2 separate regions of the Homo sapiens genome follow, and region 1 is linked to region 2. A link is a loop called in an ENCODE intact Hi-C map of the cell type or tissue named here. Cell type or tissue: heart left ventricle. All regions are shown on one strand. Links, peaks and the distances in the headings refer to the core of each region. The heading gives the core; the rest is flanking DNA.

The links. Peaks named below come from ENCODE experiments on the same cell type or tissue, not always from the same donor. Only the 100,000 strongest peaks of a DNase experiment are listed, where the experiment ranks them.
Region 1: it touches region 2 in a loop (1.8-fold over the local background); 1 of 110 quality-filtered maps calls a loop at or near these places.

The regions. Positions count from the first base shown.
Region 1 is chr4:185,677,692-185,683,077 of GRCh38, reverse strand. SORBS2 (sorbin and SH3 domain containing 2) reads left to right here. Exons shown (of 27, transcript NM_001395207.1): 6 at 4,256-4,282; 7 at 4,531-4,655. Among named protein-coding and RNA genes, the nearest start is that of SORBS2-AS1, 92 kb to the right of the region's middle. In heart left ventricle, for the core only: a CTCF peak has its summit at 2,259 (motif pointing left); no DNase peak of the experiment used is centred there; H3K27ac peaks cover 1,797 bases.
Region 2 is chr4:185,867,548-185,872,933 of GRCh38, reverse strand. It overlaps a transcript of SORBS2 not described here. Among named protein-coding and RNA genes, the nearest start is that of SORBS2, 58 kb to the right of the region's middle. In heart left ventricle, for the core only: a CTCF peak has its summit at 4,963; a DNase peak (open chromatin) is centred at 2,313; H3K27ac peaks cover 3,486 bases.

The DNA.
Region 1 (5,386 bases), core at 104-5,103, 190 kb after region 2:
GTCAATTAGACGTAAAGTAAGATCCCTTTTTCTTTTTCTTTTCTTTTCTTTTTTTTTTTTTTTGAGACGGGTGGGTCTTGCTCTGTGCCCAGGCTGCAGTGCTGTGGCACGATCTTGGCTCACTGCAACCTCTGCCTCCCAGGTTCAAGCATTCTCCTGCCTTAGGCTCCTGAGTAGCTGCGATTACAGGTGCCTGCCACCATGCCTGGCTAATTTTTGTATTTTTTTTAGTAGAGACCTGGTTTCACCATGTTGGCCAGGCTGGTCTCAAACTCCTGACCTCAAGTGATCCGCCCGCCTCAGCCTCCGAAAGTGCTGGGATTACAGGCCTGAGCCACTACACCTGGCCCCCTTTTTCAAAGAAGCTTCCATTATATTTTTGAATAAAGAAGTTAGCATTAATATGCACAACTGCATTCTATGTAGCTTTCATAAGAACTTATATGATACAGTGTCTATATGTGAATCAAAAGGGAATTGATAAATATTTATTGCCTTCGATATTGTTAAAATACAACAGCCTTTATGTAAAACCTCCAGAAAAGGTCCCAAGCCATTTTCACTCCCTTCTCTGATCAGACAGTCAATCTGAGTCACCACCTATTTGTCCCCTGAGTCAGTCTGTCTTTCTCTTTTCCTTTTATAAGAAGTAAATTCCCACTGGACAATCCATCAGAGCACACACGGATATTTTAAACCTATGCCAAAACCAAGACAATGACTATTGAGAAACAATTGAAAACATTTTATTTCACCAAAACCCCTTGTCAGCCTAAAGGAATGCCGCAGTATGGGGACCACTCCGCCAAGAGACAGGGTCTTGTCGATACCACCTGCATGTTTCATGCCCTTAAGAAAATTAGTCTGTCTAGATCTCATTTCCTTTCTTTCCAATGAAAAATTGTTTGTCATTTCTTACCTCTCTGAAAGCTTAATCGTTTCCCAGACTCACAAGGATTTGTCAGAATAAATGAGAATAAATGAAGAAAATAAATGAAAAGGGTTATAATTGTACATAGAAACACAGTAGGCACTCAATTAGTTGACCTGAATTTAATCAACATTTTAAAATAATTCTTAAAAAGCACTTGAGTCTTCTAAAGAAATGAGTTATAGGCATCAAAATAATAATTTTCAAGAAAAATATAGTGATAGTGTCAATAGAGCATATCAGTTAAAAGGGATTTAAATAAAACCTGAGAGTAGAGATTACGATGTGACACGTATCACAAACACAGCTACACGAAAGCTGTCATGTTAGAATGATAACAGTGGAAAGGGCCATGGAGGGCATCCAGTTCCACCCCTGACATGGAACCGGGAATGTCTTGCACAAAATCTCAGACAGAGACTCACCAGTTTGTGCCTCGACACAAGGAAAAGGGCTGGTAAGAGCACGTGGAGCTCTTCATTCTTCAAGACCCTATTTGTTAAAATATTCACATGCAAAACAGCCAGGAAAGGGGAAAACTTACACCATTTAGTCATTCGTGGATTTTCAGTGAAGCAGTGACTGTCTACTAAAGAACACTAGAAATTAAGGACTCTGGCCCCTAGTCCTAGCTTTGTGTTTTTTTCACAAGTGAATGTGCACCAATAATGCTGCAGATCTGGGGAAATCCATTTTCCCCACACATCTGCCAAGCCATTTACCTGGGCGACTTTTTTTTTTTTTTCTAACCTATATTCTCTTTACTTGATGTGGATCCATGATACTTTCTATTACCTGCTCCAAAGAACAGGTGTCCTCCCTCTCCTAGTCTTTCCTGCAGGGATAAAATAAAAGCAGGGCTATGCTAAAAAGTGTCCACATAGAAGACTATAATAAAAGAGCAAATCAGGACTGGGTGTTCCAAGTATCTGTAATTGGATTTATTTTAAAGAAAGAGAAATGAATGTACTTTAGTCTCCTTGAGAGACCAGCCACTTCAAGGCAGACTTTAATCATCAACATAAGCTTTATTAAAATACTGGTTCATCCTGAAGTTCGACTCAATGGCCATTTTCTCCTTTCTCTTAATTCTGCACACTCGTGTCCACTGTGCGATGCAAGACCCTTCAGAACAGCCCACCCCTCTTACTGTCTAATGTTTCCAGTGGCACAGGGACAGATTCATTTGGAAATCCCTGGGCCCAGTGTCCCAGGAAGAAACCCACAGTTGAGCCTGGAGTGACTGTCCTCTGATTCTCACACTTACCGTCTCCTGGGGCTCCTCATCTTCAACACGGTGACCAGCGTGAAGAAACAGAGCCTGCCCCCTACAGACTATCATTTAGAGGGAGTTTATTTCTAGTGTCCTTCAGACCCGCCCAGTACACCTTCTTCTTTCTCACCGCACCTGCACCCTTGCACCTCCAAGCCTCTGGGTCCCATTACCTCGTCCCCAGCGCTAACACACAGCCTTCTTTTTTATCTCAGTTTTACCAAACCAAGCATAAAAGAAACTCCCTATCCTCAAGAAAAAAATCAGAATATAATCATTGTTATTAATGCTGCTTCTCTTTTCATAAAGTAGCATTGGGCTATTTTATTGCTTTTTCCCAAATTCCAAAATTTGCTTTTCGTTGTCCTTTCCCAAATCCCAAAATTTGTTCATTGTCCACAGTGGATGGCAGCCTCATGGTTATTAAATCTCTCTCCTGAGTGCCCTAAAGCAGCATTCTGATGATTGCTCTGTATTTTTTGTCAAACTGTATTTTTCTTTATCTTCATCATATAGCTGATTAAGAATTTCAATCATTTCTGCTTCCATCAAATCCTAGAAGAAGGGCCAGGCCCAGTGGCACATACCTGTAGTCCCAGCTAACCAACAGACTGAGGCTGTAGGATCTCTTGAGCCCACTATTTCAAGGACAGCCTGGACAAAATAGCAAGACCCCATCTTTAAAAAATAAAATAAAAATCAAAAAATTGTACAAATTCTAGAAGTAGGGTCCAATAAACATTTCATGCATAATTCTTCAAAGTAATTTTTCTCTATGGTACCCATTTTATTACTCCAATTTTAAATTCATTGGAGATAAAATCCATACCAAGTTATCAATGATCATAAAGAATGGGAATTCATTAGTCTTCTCTAGCTCACCTGAGCTGGAATCATTCTAATGTACTCTGTGCTGACTCACATTTGTGTTCCTTCCTTTGATTTGGAAAGAACCCATATCAAATATTTTATCTAAAAATCAGATGCTCGCATTTCTCAGCCCATTTTTATCATTCTAAGTTCATGTGTTTAAACTTGAAAATAACTGTGCTGAAGCACTAAAAGAAAAACAAAGACTTTTCCAGCATGTAAAATTCCTGTTTTATGAATTGAAATGGGAATCTAATAATGGTCCTGGGGAACACGTAGAAGGAATCCAGGACTGGACAGCAGGTTGGGCTAATGATCCAACCCCTAGGATCACCTCCAAAGTTAAAGCTTAATGAATCTAAGTAAAGTTGACCATGTGCTTTAATAAACCAGGCAACACAAGCTGATGACTTAAAATACACATGAGTTAAACGTGCAAACTGATTACCTCAAATGTGCATATAGAAGATTTTGGAATATATAACTTCAATAAAATTGATAACAAATATATCACTGATAACTTGCCAACTGCCTTACCAAAAGCAATTTATTAGTCCTGAAATTTATTTTCCACAGCTTACTAGCTGAAAGACAGTGGAACATGTTGTAACAGTTTTTTCATATTTGAGTATAAAATGACTTTTATATTGCAATAGGAAAAAAACTCAGTCTCGAGAATAATTTGAAAATGTCACATGATATGGTAGACAGGTCTACAGTTTCTTAAGGTAAAAAAAAATGCGAACTACAGAATACAGTTCTGTAACACAGGAGTTAAATATGCTTATCAACAGCAGGGCATTGGAAGCTAAGGATCTGGCAGTTTGAGTTAGTGCTGTTTATAAACCAGATCTCTTTTGATCCTTTAATTTGATATTTAGAAATTCATATATTCATCTTTGCCATAATAAGATTAAAATTGCATGTTGCAACATTATTGAGGGGAAAAATGAGTGTTTACTATATAGATATTTATATATTATAGATATTTAATGAATGACATTCTAATTGAAGTAAAAATAAATGTACAAGCCTCCCTTTGGCATGTTTGACATACCCAGATTTTAAAACTGAAATAATGTTTGCAAAAACAATGCATATAGTTCTTTGCCATGTTATTTTTACTGGGTTGTTCATTTATTTCACCTTAGTCTTAATTTCAACATTTTTTTTTCTTTCAGGGCGTGATTCTCAGTCACCAGACTCAGGTACAGAAAAAATATTCTGAATAATTATTATATTATTTGTGACTTTTAGAAAACATATTCATAGCCACATCGCTGACTTCATGTTAAATTTAAATTTCATGTACTGTTATGCATATTAAATTAAACCTCTAGTAAGAACACTACAATTTTGGAAATAAAAATGATTTTGGAAATAAAAATAAATTTTATAAAAAATGTTTAAGTGAACGTAGATATTTTTGTATCCAATTGTTTTCCCTTAATGAAAGCTTGGAGATCTTACAATGATGGCAATCAGGAGACACTGAACGGAGATGCTACATATTCCTCTCTTGCAGCAAAAGGTTTTAGAAGCGTTCGACCAAACCTACAAGATAAAAGATCACCAACTCAGGTAACCCTGCACACTCTTGGCTACTGCATTATTTTAAGGCATGATTATTAGACCACTGCTTACAGCCTCTTTCCTAATGTGCGTATTTCAATACGTTTTATTTTTAATATGTTTTTGCTTTTGTATTTAGTTTGCTTGCCAGGTTTGTATTTACAACATGGAGAACAAATTTTAACAAACAAGGGTTTGGTTTGGTTTTGTTTCTGATTAAGCTTATCAAAGTATGTCGGTTTTTAACATAATCTCTAGGATATATTCTAATTCTTTAAAAGCTGACAGCTGATGCTTTGGATTTAAACTGATGAGGTCAGCAATACATTATGTATTCAATAACTATGAGTATGCAACTATTATATTAACTAAAAGGGCTCTGTGTTGGAGATATTAGTAAAATTGTGCCACAAGCATGAAAATTGTTATAAAACAATGCTATTAAATAAACTATATATATATATGTCAAAGTCTAATAAAATATGCCAAGAGAACATATGTTCACTTTTAACATAATTTCCCTGAATGTAGATGGAGCAAATGTTATAATGTATTCTCTGGCAACACTTTTTTCCCCAAGGGCAAACATTGATAATAAACATAAGTGCATTCTAAATGGAATGAAAATGATCACTCAATCTAGCTAACAAAATGGATAGCATAATCAGAAGGTGTGGCATTGCTTTACTTCTGTAAAGGCAAGGTTGACACTGGTTTCTTTCATGACTAACTTGGACTTT
Region 2 (5,386 bases), core at 298-5,297:
TATCCCAGCGACTCCCACCTCTAGTGGTCACCAATGAATGTGAAGGTGAGATCAGTCACAGCAGCCGCTGTCCTCCTGAAAATAATGGGAGGTGTAGAGGGTTCCTCCCTTCCCAGCATTGCATGGGAGAAAGGCCTGAGGTACCCACCTCTGTGGGACAAGATGGAAGCTCAGGAGAAAGGAAGAAAAGATCCTCCCTCCCTCTTTCTCCCTCTCCCCAACCACATTTCTCTTTTTCTCTTCCTGAAATTAATCTATAAATCATTTTGATTTTAGGCTCTGGTGGCTTAGAAAAACTTAGATAAAAGATAAGCAATTTCTTGTGGCCTTTTTTGGTATGGAGAGTCTAAATAATTCAAAACACAATGAAAATATTTTCCTTGAAAGTGATTGTTATTGATAAATATCATCATTCTTCGTTGTCATCATCACTGGTCATTTACTGATATTTAGTGCATTCCACGCGCACAGATGTTGGCACGTGCATCTTGTGAAATTCCCACAGCTCTGCCAAGGAGGTGTTAGTATCCCCCTTGTACAGATGGAGGAAAATGGAAGCTAAGGCTATGCGTGTGGTTTGCCCAGGGTCACACCTCTAATAAGAGGAATGACCCAGATTAGATTAGATCCTCAAAGCTATAAATCATGCACCAGTTGCCCAAATTAACTGCATTCACTGTATGTTACACGCCTCTGATAAAAGTTGCCTGTAGGAGGATTCATGGAATTTCTCTTCTTTCCCCTGGATTTCTCCCCAGATACAAACAAAATCAGAGTTTCTATTAAGGGTGCCTTCAGAACATGAAAATGAGGCTAGAGCATGATGACAAATTGATGTATTTTTCAAATCCATTGTATTTTTTAATATAACACTTTTACCTCCTAAATTTACACACGTAAAGTTTTTAAAAAGAGAAAATAAATGTTTAAAAGTAAATGCATGCCAATTTCAGTGTTTTCCAAAGAAAGTCTGTATGGTTTGCTTTGATGAGCAGTATGACATTAGAGATGGATGACAGTCCTGAGAGAAGGAAGTCACATCTCATACAAACCAGGCACTGTCATCAGTCACAGAAAGCTGCCATTTGTCAAGGTATTCTGCACAGGGAAATGTAAACTCAGATCTAGAAAGCCAGCACAATACCGAGGGGCTGCACATTAGGGAACAGGTGTATTTCCAAGCAAGAGTGACTCAGATGAAACGATCTCCACCTTTCACAGGACCTGCAATATGCCGGTCAGCTACAGAACAGCCTTTGGGTGGAGAGAGAAAGACTTGCTGTCATAGAGGACATTTCCTCATTAGTGAAGGCAAGGAAAGGAAGAACTGCAAAACCTCTTTCAGCAGGAAACCACTGCCTGCATGTCTTGAGAATTTTAGCATTTCCGCTCTTGTATTTTTCTTGTGAGTGTGGGTTTTAGCATCCACTAATTACAGCATCCCTGAATTTTATTCCTTCGCTAGGCATTATATGTAAGTAAAGGGAAGCTGTGCTGGGCTTTCTGGAGGGCCCAGGCATTCCTCATAGCACTTGTAGTTACCTAAGCTCTCTTAGTGTTTCCATTTGTAAAATCCATCTTTTGCTGATTTGTATTTTCGCTCTAAGGATTCTTTGTTTCATGGGCTTAGTGTTTTTCTGAGCTTCATGTCCTCGGTATTCTCGGAAACGTGAATATTTTGAAATACACTGTTAAGAATGAAAAAGGATTTCACCTGGCTAACTTTTTGTTAAGGTACAAAAAAAACAAAATTCACTTTTAAAATATATTTGTCAAGTGCCTGACATGTACACTATTTAAAGACGAGACATAAACATTGTTTTGATTACAGGGGAATAGACTCTGTGTGGTTTTATTGATTCAAAGGTGCATACTAATTGCTTTTTGATAGTTGCATTAACTTTGTATTTGGGAAGTTATTTCATCTGACTCCCTGAAACTTGCCCGAGGGTCCAGTAATCACTATTGTGCATATGGAGAGAAGCTAAAGAGAGTGACCAATGCCATCTAACCCTGTCTCCTCAAATCCTCGCACAGTGATGGAGGCATAGCAGGTGTTCAGAAAGTTGAAATGAATGAATGTGGCTTCTTTCCTTAATGTTCATGGAATTATTTAGAAAAAAAAGGAATCCTTGATTGACACTGGGTCTGTAAAAGCACAGCAGTGGGCTCCTTCCCATCACATCACCTCACCAAAGGTGGATTCTGAAAACTCTCCCAAGGCCCAGTCCCAGGATTCACCGGGCAGCCCTCACGACCTGCGCACTCACTGCAGAAGCTGCCTGAGAGAGCAAAGCCGGAGCCGCATGGTTCCCCCTGAGGAACGAGCGCAGCATCCGTCCAACGTGCCAACCTCAGACACGAGCTGGGCAGCGTTTTCAGATGCTGACAGCAGTTCGGTCTCATTAGAGACACAGATATTGTCATCAAAGTTCAAACAGGATCAGAGACAAACAGTTTGAAACATAACACTGAAAACGTGGCTGTGACTGCCAATTATTTCAAATAAGCCTCCTTTGTCTGGGTAGTTGGGATGCCCGCATTGGGTCATGAAAAGAAGAGATGCAGGGCTCAGAGCTCACAGTCTTCTGTGCGACCCCTTGGGTCAGGCTGTGTTATGTCAGACTGCAGTGTCTCGTCTCCTGAAGATTTCACGAATTCTGCAATTCCCCTACGCAGGGAACCCAACTTTTCATTCATGTTTATTTGCAGTAGATCTCAATCTGTGAGCTCTAGATAACGACAATAACATTTTCCTCACTTAAAAGGCAGATAAAAGCAGAAGTTTAGAGCATACAATGGCCCAATAAGTTTGAAAATGCAGTGTTAACAGTGTAAATTACTGTAGTGGTTAGTTGTTATAATTATTTTATTTCTAATTTACAGTACAGTTGGTTGAAAGTCTTACTCCCTCAGTAAACAATTAAGAAAGATTTTTCAACTTTTTATCCTCTTTAAACTTATATACATAAAAGAACGGTTGCATCTTATGGGAATATTTTATTTGAAGAAAATGTTAATAAATTAACTGACACCTTTAAATTATTCCTCGAGAAATCCATTCTCCTGGAATTAGAAAAAGAATTTTCCTTTTGCAGCTGGGGAATTTGCTAAATCTGCAGAGTCAAAGCAGAAATGAGGCTCAGTGATTCCCAATTCCATGGATTTGTCTATGAGACTTTGCTCCCTGCCTGGTGACTCTGGCAGACACTCCACTTGCCTACCCAAACTCAAATTTCCTTTCTTAGTAAGAGAACCCCATTTGCATCAGAAATGACAACATGCACAAGTGACAACTACATTTTCCAGCATCTGTTTCAGCCAGCTTGGTGAATGAGTGAGGCTTCAAGAAATGTTCGCATCTGCCTTATTGCTCTTGACCTGTTGGCTGCTGCTTCTTGCTAGAATGTGCGTGTGGGAGCTGAGGGTGCAGCAGCCATCTGGTAGGAGCCAAGTATGAGGGCATATGCCCAGGGTAGCAGCATAAAGACAGAAGGAGACTGAGACAGGGGTCATACAGTGGGCCCTTCAGAAAAGTCTTGATCTGCCTATATCTACTGTTTTCAGTAGAAAAAAATAAACCTTGTATTTGTTTAACCTGCAGTTATTCCAGTTCCTCCTACCAACTGAATACATTTCCTACCTGAAAAAGTGTCACAATGCAGTTCTCCAGTGAGTCAGAAAGATTAAGAAAAAGTGTCACAATGCAGTTCTCCAGTGAGTCAGAAAGATTAAGAAAATATTTTCTCTCAATTATTTATAAGATCGCTATTCTTAGAGTTTGCTGTTTGGAATAGAAAACCACCTGCCCATTCCAGTGCCTGGTTTGTTGATGTGGTACTCTCCTCTTCCACACTAGGCAGAGTTCTGGTCAGTTTTCACTTGCTCACCACCAAAGGCAAGTTCTTGGCCAACAGTCCAAGCGTTCAGAAGTTTGCTGCGATTGTGTATTTCTCATATGCTCCATAAAATCAGCATTGTTTCTCCTCCAGGTTGAACCCCTGGGATTCTGTTTGTCTTCATTACCCTGTATTTAAAGTGGAATATTCTGTGCTAACTTAACGAACATGTGATTTATAGCTGACAAAGTGTCCAACCACTGCCTGAGACAAGGGATTTTTCTCTACTGATTCAAAAATAATACTCTTTGGTAGAATATTGACACAGCATGACTTGCCCCTGGTGATGGAGACAGCGTCCCTGTCACTGTTTTGCCGAACACCTTTAGCTTTTCTCTATTCCCCTAAACAGGCTTTACAGAGAGGGCACAACATGAAAAAAATTACAACCGGTGGTGGCACAAAAAACGTGGTGCTTAGCCAACACTCATGATATTAAATAGTGGTGAGGCAATTTACTAAAATATTCATTTGTCTGTGTCGTCTTCGTTTTTTCCCTCCACGCCCCTCAACCTAGCACTAATCCCTCCTTCTTGAAATTTTAGGAGCTGGGGTGTCTTTTAGAAAGTAGAAGCTTTCGGCTGGGCACGGTGGCTCATGCCTGTAATCCCAGCACTTTGGGAGGCCGAGGTGGGTGGATCACGAGATCAGGAGATTGAGACCATCCTGGCTAACATAGTGAAACCCTGTCTCTACTGAAAATACAAAAAATTAGCTGGGCATGGTGGCACACGCCTGTAATCCCAGCTACTCGGGAAGCTGAGGCAGGAGAATCGCTTGAACCCGGGAGGCGGAAGTTGCAGTGAGCCAAGATCGTGCCACTGCACTCCAGCCTGGGTGACAGAGTGAGACTCTGCCTCAAAAAAAAAAAAAAAGAAAGAAAAAAAGAAAAGAAAAGAGAAAGGAAAGTAGAAGCTTTTAATTTCTATTTGTTACTCTACCCCTCTAACTAAATTCCTGTTGGAAGTTAGAGGCACTTATTGTCTTTTATGGAGGCTGAAATGAACTGAGATTAGGGAATGTCCCGAAGGAAGGGAAGAAAGGACTTGGCCTTTAAAGGCCTCAAGAGGGAGAGATTTTCTAACAGATGAGATAGAGCTGGGACACTATTTGTGCTATGAATAGTTGGTGGGACCCCTGAGGGTTAGCTGTGTAATGCCCCTAGAGACGGTGCCCCCTCGAGGTGTAGGTGCCCCAGCCTCTCTGGGGACTCCCAGAGCCAAGTATGGCAACAAGCAGTAGAGTCCCCAGACCTGAAGGTAATTTAGAGAGAGTCGATAATGGACTACATCTGTCCTAATGCCTGGGACCTCCCTTCAATCCTAGCCTAGACCGGTGTCAGGACCTTTGCATGACAGGAATAGAGCTCAAGGAAGCAAGCAAGCAGGGATGATTTGGGTTTCATTTCCTGTCAGTCCAATGGTTGAACTCAAATTTGAGCTGACTTAAACAAGAAATGTGATCATTCCTCCCTCTGACTTCTTGGA